Regions from separate parts of the Homo sapiens genome. Here region 2 is linked to region 1. Evidence: read pairs that join two places in POLR2A ChIA-PET (ENCODE). Cell type or tissue: A673. All regions are shown on one strand.

Region 1 (5,000 bases):
ACTCATTTTAGGCTATTTTTGAGGGCTTCAGTCATTATTGGACACCACCTGGACATCAATGTCCAGTCATTGTATGGGTCACTTTGGTTAGAATACAGTGCCCAGTTGTTGGACAAGTCTAGGTGTTGCCGTGAAGATTTTTTTTTAGAAGTAAGTGATATTAAAATCTGTAGACTCTGAGTAAAGCACAATGTGGGTGGGCCTCATCCAATTAGTTGTAGGTCTTAAGAGCGAAGACTGAGGTTTCCTGAAGAAGAAATTTGACCTCAGGACTGCAGTATAGAAACTTTGGCTGCGTTTCCAGCATACCTGGCCTACCCTTTGGATTTCAGACTAGCCAGATTCTACAATCACATAGGCCAATTCCTTTAAATCTTTCTCTCTCTCTCTCTCTCCTCTCTTTCTGTGTGTGTGTGTGTGTGTGTGTGTGTGTGTGTGTGTGTGACTGGTCTGCTTCTCTGAAGAACCCTAATACACCAAGACACTTAGAGCTCTTTATTGCCACAATGTGTGTTTGGTCTGCTTTACATTTAACCGTTAATGTTAGGAAAATCAATAATGGTAAACTGTAACCCAAGGGGGACCTCGGGGATTTCTTGACAGTTGTCCTTGGATCTAATTCTTCAAAAGATAGCACTGACTGACGAATTAGGTGAATGAAAAAAGTGATTCATCTGTACATTAAGGCGGGATTGGAAGGTGGTGCTATCATTTTAGGGGAAAATGTCAGGCTGTGAGCTTAGAATTTCCATTCCTAACGGAAAGCCATTCCATAAGGTTGTTCCAATGAAAGAAAAATAGTAAGCATTCTTTCAATGTCTATTTTCTTTTGTTCCCTGGATCAGGGTTAAAGGTTTTCCCCTAAAGGGCACATACATATTTATGAGCTAAATGGACTTATGGTGCCTAGGTTGTTACCTCTCAAATGGATAGAGACTGAGCACCTCCTTGCCGTCACCTAATACCTCCTTTCCAATCACCTGGGTAACATCTGCGGCCCATGATTGAGGTGGTGGCATTGGGCAGGGATCTCTAATCTTTGATTATGGCTTTGGGAGGCCAATGTCATTGCTGAGCATATTGCACAGTCAACTTGTAGAGGGGATGGTGAGAAGACCAGGGTGGTGAGGTGGTGGTAATTGGGATTCCTAACTCACAAAGCAGTTTCACATTCAGTGTTTTTCTGATGCTCCTATTTATCTCATAGGCAGAGAACAGCCACTATGGCTCCCATTAAGCAGATAAAGAGGCTGACGTGCAGAGAATCAGGTGACTTGCCCAAGTTTTCAGAAGCAGTAAGCAGTTATCCTGTCATCAGAATCCAGGCTTTTGCATCTGAATCCTCATACATTGCCATTTATATTCCTGCTGCCTGGAATGCAGTGACACTACATACCCATACATACATACTACATTACATGCCTTCATCTCTTTTTGAAGTTATTACTAAAACACTGGCCATTAAAAATGCTTCTTTCAGCCGGGCACAGTGGCTTATGCCTGTAATCCCAGCACTCTGGGAGGCTGAGGAGGGTGGGTCAACCTGAGGTCAGGAGTTCAACACCAGCCTGGCCAACAGGGCGAAACCCTGTCTTTACTAAAAAAAACAATACAAAAACATTAGCCAGGCATGGTGGCAGGTGCCTGTAATCCCAGCTACTCGGGAGGCTGAGGCAAGAAGATCGCTTGAACCTGGGAGGCGGAGGTTGCAGTGAGCCGAGATCATGCCACTGCAATCTAGTCTGGGCAACAGAGTGAGACTCTGTTTCAAAGAAAAAAAAAATGTTTTTTTCATGCATAAAAACGTTTTGGATCTTAAAGAAGTAATAAAACTACCCCTCCCCCACCACCAAAACTTGATTCAGATGTTTTCAGAAGGCATTTGTTCCACAGCTCTTTACTGAGCACCTAGTATGAGGAAGGCACCGTATGGTGTGATGCCGAGTAACACACAGCCCCTGCCCTGGAAGAGCTGAATCTCACAGGGGAGCTGAGATGTGTGTATGGAATATTAGAATCACATATTTTATATCTGAATGGTCGTAAAGGTTAAAGCGGCTCTAGGGCCCCCCTCTTTCATCAGAAAAGGGGCCCCAGAGGTTGGCAACCTGCAAAAGCCACACAGAATTCTAGCAAAAGAGTCTCTTGGCTCCTCGTCCGAAGGTCGGTCCACTTCTCTGCACTGCTGTTGGTTAATACAAGTGAGAGTATATGAAAGCCCCTGCACCAAGGAGCCCTGGGACGCCACAGGATATTTTAAATTTCTAAGGGAAATACAGCAGGGATTTCTGAGGGATATTTGTCAGACTCCATGTGAACTAGTATTTCCAATTAGCTTCCCATTTCAACATGCACAAAATTCCTTTTGATGATGTCATATCAAGCTGTGTCTTAAAACTGTTTCGTGCCCAAGAGCAATTATCGAAAAAAATCAAGATGGAACAGGAAATAAGGGCGGTGTTGTCCCATCTCATTTCAAGGCTTGAGAAGCTGTGAGGCCCCGGGGCACATATGTCCCATTAGTAAGTAATTGTGGTAATCTAACAAAAAAAAATTTCTTCTTTATATATGAATAAGTTTTTCATATGGCTGCCAAGTTGTTAGAACATAAAGACTTTAGTTGTTTGGACCTAATAACTTAAAAAGTAGACTAGGAATATCTTTTGGCCTAGAGTTGCCGAGACTATTTTAAAAGTTTAGGGACCTCTGCAAATTGAAGCCTTGCTACTCTAAGTATGGTCCCCCAATCAGCATCTTTTGATGTCACCTGGGAGCTCATTACAAATGCAGAGCCTCCCGCCCCACCCAAATCAGAATTTCATTTTTACAAGATCCATAGGTGATTTGTAAGCACTTGATTAATATTTGAAAAGGATTGCATAGGCAGGGTGCAGTGGCTCACGCCTGAAATCCCAGCACTTTGGGAGGCTGAGATGGGCGGATCACTTGAGGTTGGGAGTTTGAGACCAGCCTGACCAACATGGAGAAACCCTGTCTGTACTAAAGATACAAAATTAGCCAGGCATGGTGGTGCATGCCTGTAATCCCAGCTACTTGGGAGGCTGAGGCAGGAGAATCGCTTGAACCCAGGAGGCGGAGGTTGCAGTGAGCTGAGATCATGCCATTGCACTCCAGCCTGGGCAACAAGAGTGAAACTCTGTCTCAAAAAAAAAAAAAAAAAAAAAAAAAAAAGCACTGCCTTTAAGTGTCATGAGGGCAGTATAAGCAAACGTCCCAGGCCTGCTATTGCCTCATCAAACCATACAGAAGGCATCTATCCGCTGGGGTCAGACTTCAGATCCTGCCCTGGACACTTAGTAGCTGTGGATGTTAGGTGACATTGTGAACTTTGAATTTCAGTTTCCTCATCTGTCAAGTGAGAATAACAGCTGCTTCTGTCACCTTGGGGTAGTCATAAATGTTAAATGAAATAATGCTTACAAAATAGAATGTCTGCTCCTGAGTAGAAGGTGAAAAAACAACCGTTTCTTTTTCCTTTTGGGTCTGTGGCTCTAGGGCATGTTGTTTGTCTTCTTCTGTGCCTTTGATAGATTATAATTGCAGAAGTGGCGAAATTGTATATACGGTCATCCCTCCGTATCTGTGGGAGATCGGTTTCAGGACCTCCTCCTCATACCCAAATCCAAGGATGCTCAAGTCTCTTATATAAAGCGGCATAGTATTTGCATATAACCTATGCACATCCTCCCATATATGTTACATCATCTCTAGAATACTTATAATACCTAATACAATGCCTACACATTCACGTGGATTCAACAGTGCATTGCTGTGTGCAAATTTTTTTGTGGATTTTTTTTCCCCAAATATTCTCAATCCATAGTTGAGTGAACACAAGGCTGTAGTACCCACAAATACAAAGGGCTGATTGATTGTAGAGTCAGTGGGGAGATGAACGCCCATGAGAACAGCCAAGCACATGCAAAGACGCACTCTCGTTCCAGGTCTTGTACCAGCAGGTACTCCCTGGAAATGTGGGCAGGCTTGCCTTAGGGATTTCTTTGTCCCTACAATGAGGCCTGTAGACAGAGAAAAACTGGCTGTGGGCTTGATTTTTAAGTTTTCCAAGGGCAGCCCGAATAATCCTGCCTAATAGACAAGGACACATTCTTCCCTAAGACTGTGAGTTCCCCAAACTGGAGACCCAGGTTCACTCCTACTGGATCCACCCCACACCTAAGGCAGTGCCTGGAGACTGGAAGGGCTCAATATGTGTTTGCTGACTTGAGTGGAACGTACCAAGCCAGCCTCCATTCTTCTCTATCCTGGGAAACCTTGGTCCAACCGTGTGGCTTTTTTCCCTACACACCACCGCCACCTGCAGGAAAAATTGTCACATTGCAGTTGCTTGCTAATGCTAGAGCCTTTAACACTTGGGAAACACTGATTTGGAATCTGCGTGTTCAATGTGTTGTGATCCTTCATGCAAGGTTGAGGTTTATTTCTGCCTGGCAAAATGTTTTTTTCTCACAGATAAAAATGTTATAGAGTTAATGCTATGGGTGCACAAAAAAGGAGACATGATATTCCAAATTATGAGAATCCCTTGTGTGGGGGGAGGCTCAGTGTAAAATTAGGTGGGGAGGCCGAATCAAGTTTCCTTCAGGCATCTGCAAAGTAGCCACTTAACGCAGTTGATGTTCTAATTACAAACTAGTTGTTCATTATAACAACTCTTCTAATTCTTTTTTTCCCCCTTTAAAAAAAACAAAACAAAACAGAGTCTCACTCTGTCACCCAGGCTGGAGTGCAGTGGTGTGATCATGGCTCACTGCAGCCTTGACTCCTGGGCTCAGGTGATTCTCCTGCCTCAGTGTCCCAAATAGCTGGGACTACAGGCATGCACCACCACACCAGGCTAATTTTATTTTATTACTTTTTTATTTTTATTTTTATTTTTTTTTGTAGAGACGGTATCTCACTTTGTTGAGCAAGCTGACCTTGAACTCCTGGCCTCAAACAATCCTCTCACCTCAGCC
Region 2 (5,000 bases), 480 kb after region 1:
AAAAATTTATTCCACCCTCTCACAAAGGTAAGTATTTTAAAATTTACTGCATTTGAGCAATTTTTTAAAAATTAATGGATTCCATCTCAGTATATTTTGTTTTTCTGGCATTAGCTTTGCCTCACCATCTACACTCTATTACTAATAAGGCCAATTACTAATTTGGGCAATTTGTCTATTACTAATTTGGGCAATTTTTAAAAATTAATAAATTACATCTTAGTATCTTTTGTTTTTCTGGGTATTAGCTTTGCTTTATCATCTGCACTCTTACTATATATTACTATATATAAGATGTTATATAAAAATGACCAGCAGGGGGAGGCAATAATTCATCCAGCTCCCATCGTCTGTCACACCGCAGCATTTCAAAAAAAGAAAGAAATGGGCCTGGCGCGGGTGGCTCACGCCTGTAGTCCGGCACTTTGGGAGGTCGAGGCGGTCGGGTCACGAGGTCAGGAGACCAGCCTGCCCAAGATGGTGAAACCCCATCTCTACTAAAAATACGAAAAATTAGCCGGGCGTGGTGGTGGGCGCCTGTAATCCCAGCTACTCGGGAGGCTGAGGCAGGAGAATCAATTGAACCTGGGAGGTGGAAGTTGCAGTGAGTCGAGATTGTGCCACTACACTCCTGCCTGGGAGACAAAAGCGAAACTCTATCTCAAAAAATAAAAAGAAAGAAATTAAATAATTACTACACTCTGCACCAAATACATTTTAAAAGAAAAGATTTCCATTTCAAAAAAAAGATCTAGAAGTTCTAAGAACAATGGCTATTCTTGCTGTCTTCTAAAATGTTTTGTAGAACCACCACATGAATATAAATAATTCACATTCATATTCCTGCCTCCACTCAGAGCTACATCCAAAGTATTTCAGAACAATGGTCAACTATCTCAGTAGAAGTCTTTAACCACAACTGCATATCCTCACATCAGGAAAATTTGGATGTTATCATAGCTAAGTATTAAAAAAATCTTATGAGCACTTGGAAAGCTCTCAAGAGTTGTCTATAACCAAAGTTATCTTATAATAAAAAAAAAGGGGGGGGTAAGAAAAGAGAGAGGGGAGGGAGGGACGGAGGAAGAACAAATGAGTCCCAGTTAGGTATAGACATGAATTTCCATGGCCTTGAGTTCAACTTATTTCTTCCATTTAGACACCGCAAATGTCTGAAGAAAGAAATAGAGCTGGGTGGGGCATAGTGGCTCACACCTGTAATCCCGGCACTGTGGGAGGCTGAGGCAGGAGGAACACTTGAGCTCCCGAGTTTGAGACCAGCCTGGGCAACATAGTGAGACCCTGTCTCCACAAAAAAAGTTTTAACAACTTAGCCGGGTGTGGTGGAGCATGCCTGTAATGCCAGCTACTCGGGAAGCTGCAGCAGAAGGATCACTTGAGCCCAGGAGGTTGAGGCTGCAGTGAGCTGTGATCAAACCACTGCACTCCAGCCTGGGCAACAGAACGAGAACCTATCTCAAAAAAAAAAAAAAAAAAAAGAAAGAAAGAAAAAAGAAAAAGAAATAGATCCAGGGTTTTACCAAAACCTTTGCTGCAGAAACTTTAAAATGACATTTTAAAATGGGATTACAAAGACCATTGCAATTGCTGAGAACACAGGCAACCACCTAAATGCTCAGCTTGGAGTGTGCACATTCTCCAAGAGTGTGCACATTCCTCCAAGAATAAAAGAACAGAGACACCAATGTCACTATTTCACACGCAGCAATAGCCACATCTTCACTCAGCCGGGCCCTCCCTGCCCACCACCCTATCCAAGGATGGGAATTGCTGACCCAGATCCAAGTCACGCCAGGAAAGGCAAGAATCAGGATCCAGACCAGTGGGACACCAGGAGAGTTTCCTCTATCCAGAAGGAATTTGAACCTCGCCACCAGCGTGATTTCCCTACAAACATACCCAATGCCACACTCCACTACTAGAGGGTCTCCCGTGATGCTGTAGCCCCTACAGAACACAATCCAGCTCACCTGCACCAACTTATTCTCCCACCTCATTTCCCAGAGCATACTCCAGCACTCGGTCACATGCGCTAGATGGACAATCCCACACACGCCCTTCACACACTCTTCCTGCCTGGCTCTGGCTCCTGCTGCCTGCTAGCCTTGGTGTACTCCTCCCTCATCTTCACCTGGCCAACTCCTTACTCATCCTTTAAGATCCAGGTGGAGCCATTCACTTCTGAAAAGCCTCCTCGCCTCACACCCCACCTTCTCCATCCCCCAGATCTTTGCCCATATGCGTAACTCCCCTTCCCACACCTGCCTGTTGTTCTCAAACTTCAGCAGGCATCAGAACCACCGAGCAGGTTTCTTAGAATACAGTTTCTAATTTGATGCATCTGGTGTGAGGCCCAAGAATTTACATGTCTGACAAGCTCCCAGGTGATATGGTGGGTGCTGGTCTGGGGATCATAAAAGCTACCCCACCCAAGGCAAGGATCATCACTTTTTATCATTGTAATTTCCATTCTTTTGTACAGTGACTATGCATTCAGTCAATATTTTTGGAACTCAAGTAGACTGAATGCCACAAACAGCTTAGTAGACCAGACATCTCAGACTGCCTTCCAGATGACTATAGGAAGCCCCAGGTGTGTTTTGTTTGGTCTCACTATGCTTTCAATTTTTAAACAATTGTCAGCCCACATTTAAAAACCAAGAGATTTCAAATAGAAATACATATTACTGGCTTCCTTCAAATTACTGGGGCGATTGGAACACAAGGCCCCCGTCCCACATGACAGCCATGGATCAACACTGAGATGGTCCCTCGGTGGCTCTGCCTCCTGGATATTCAGAATGCAACTCTATGCTGACTATTGTTGGACTATACACTCTGCATGGTCTAGAAGGCAGGTGAAAACAGAACCTCTTAAAGGGCTTAAAGACTGAAACTAAAATTCAACAGATGCTAGCACTACAAAAAGTGCTGTCGCCCGGCTCGTCAAGCCCTTCTGTCCCCAGTGCACAACTGCCCAGATGCGTGTGACAGTCCAACAGCACGCTGCAGGCCTGTTCGGACACACCCAGGCTTCTCCACTGGCACAGGAGCCCTCAAACACTGCTGCTTGCCTTGCATGTTTAAAAGTATACAGCAAGCTTTCACAATACAGTAGATGTTCCGTTTATCAGGTGCAATTAGAGCTTAAATGTGGTGAGATCTTATAAGAATGATTATGTAGGTTTATGGAAAGTTATCTATGCCATACTGCTCACAAAACACAGATTCTAGTTCAGAATGCATAAGGATTCTATTGACGTTCAGTTGCGTGTCTAGGCTACATGTGTATATAGGCACAGAGGGATGAGTAGAAGTGTGGTCACCAGATATATTAACAGTTATTTCTCCTGTGTGGTGGCATTTGAGAAAATCTGTAACTTTTGAAATACTTTTCTGCATAAACTCAATAGTTTATGATAATCAGGAAAAAATGTTTTTATTAGAGGGTATAAAACAATTGGCTATTGCTCTCTTTCAAAATATACATATTATTTTGGATATGTTTGTATATATATGTACATGTGTATGTATATGTGTGTATGTAAAAAACTTTTTATACATACACAGGTATAAATGTTTATACTATTTTTATACATACACGGACACATATATACATTTTATACACAAGTATATATGTAAAAAACATGTATATATATATATAAAATATGTTTTAGATTCTGATTTAAGGGTAGTCCTGGATCACAGAATTCAAGGCACCTGCCATCTCTAGTCCAAGAGGGCTCCTTGTAAGACTCAAGAAATGCATCTCTTACCCCTCTCTCCAGGGATCCCACACATTTTAGGTCAGTGGTTTCCAGCCCTGGACACACATTGGAATCACCTAGGGAATGTTACAAAATATTGATGCCCAGACCACACCCCAGACCAATTACACAGGGCCTCTAGGGGTAGGACTCAAGCATCAGTGTTTTTTAAGCCCCTGATCCCAGTGAGCAGCCGAAGTTGAGAAGCACTAATAAATGGTGCAACTCCGTACATCTTTACCAAAGGCAGGAGGACATGGCTTTGATTCCTTCAAAAATAATTACCCCTATTCACTTCTTCTTTTCAGGATGCTGTTGCTTTGTCAAAATCCTGAATCGAGCGAGGTATATCTCTGCTTTAAGAAAACTTCAACCATTAAGATGCAAACCTAACTATGGAGACCTATTAGTGGGCAACTCTTTGCATTGTAAACGGTTCTTTATAAAAGGATTCACCTCACATTGCCTCTATCCTTCAGCATATGTGGATTGAGCACCACCTGGGCGCTGGGCAGTGAACTAGACTCAAGGAGGGTTGCAACAATGGATTCCACCCAACCTGGACATACAAGCAAGTAAGGGAGGCAAACTGTGCCTGTCAATCTGGGTTTATCCAAGTGTGATCAGCTAGGGAAGTGACTTGATGATGATGATGATGATGATGATGCAGGTTCCTTGGTCCTGTGGCAGATCCACTGGGTCAGAATCCCTGCAAGTGAGGACAGGACCCTAGGTTGTAAACCAGGGGTCCCCAACCCCTGGGCCACAGAACCGAGCAGCCCATGGCCTGTTAGGAACCAAGCAGCACAGCAGGAGGTGTGCAGCGGGGACCGAGCATCACCACCTGAGCTCTACTCCCTATCAGATCAATGGCGGCATTAGATTCTCATAGGAGCATGAACCCTATTTTGAACTGTGCATGTGAGGGATCTAGGCTGCATGTGCCTTATGATCATCTGAGGTAGAACAGTTTCATCCTGAAACCATTCCCCCCAACACCCGTTTTGTAGAAAAAATGTCTTCCATGAAACCGGTCCCTGGTGCCATAAAGGTTGAGAACCACTGTTTTAAACAATTGCTCCAGAAGCCACTTGGGTACACTAATGTCTGAGAAGCAGCAATATAAAGGACATGTTCCCCTGGTGTGTTTGCTGTAGGTTTTCCCTCCCAAAAATTGGCCAGAAACAAATCTCAGAGTAAGTAGTTGCCATG

What was found. Peaks named below come from ENCODE experiments on the same cell type or tissue, not always from the same donor. Only the 100,000 strongest peaks of a DNase experiment are listed, where the experiment ranks them.
Region 2: POLR2A ChIA-PET joins it to region 1 with 6 read pairs; 4 of 35 experiments call an interaction of 5 or more read pairs at or near these places.

What each region holds. Positions count from the first base shown.
Region 1 is chr7:31,732,235-31,737,234 of GRCh38, forward strand. It overlaps a transcript of PDE1C not described here. Among named protein-coding and RNA genes, the nearest start is that of PPP1R17, 48 kb to the left of the region's middle. In A673, a CTCF peak has its summit at 4,359 (motif pointing left); DNase peaks (open chromatin) are centred at 2,407 and 4,317.
Region 2 is chr7:32,210,547-32,215,546 of GRCh38, forward strand. It overlaps a transcript of PDE1C not described here. Among named protein-coding and RNA genes, the nearest start is that of PDE1C, 140 kb to the left of the region's middle. In A673, a CTCF peak has its summit at 316 (motif pointing right); a DNase peak (open chromatin) is centred at 335; H3K27me3 peaks cover 3,169 bases.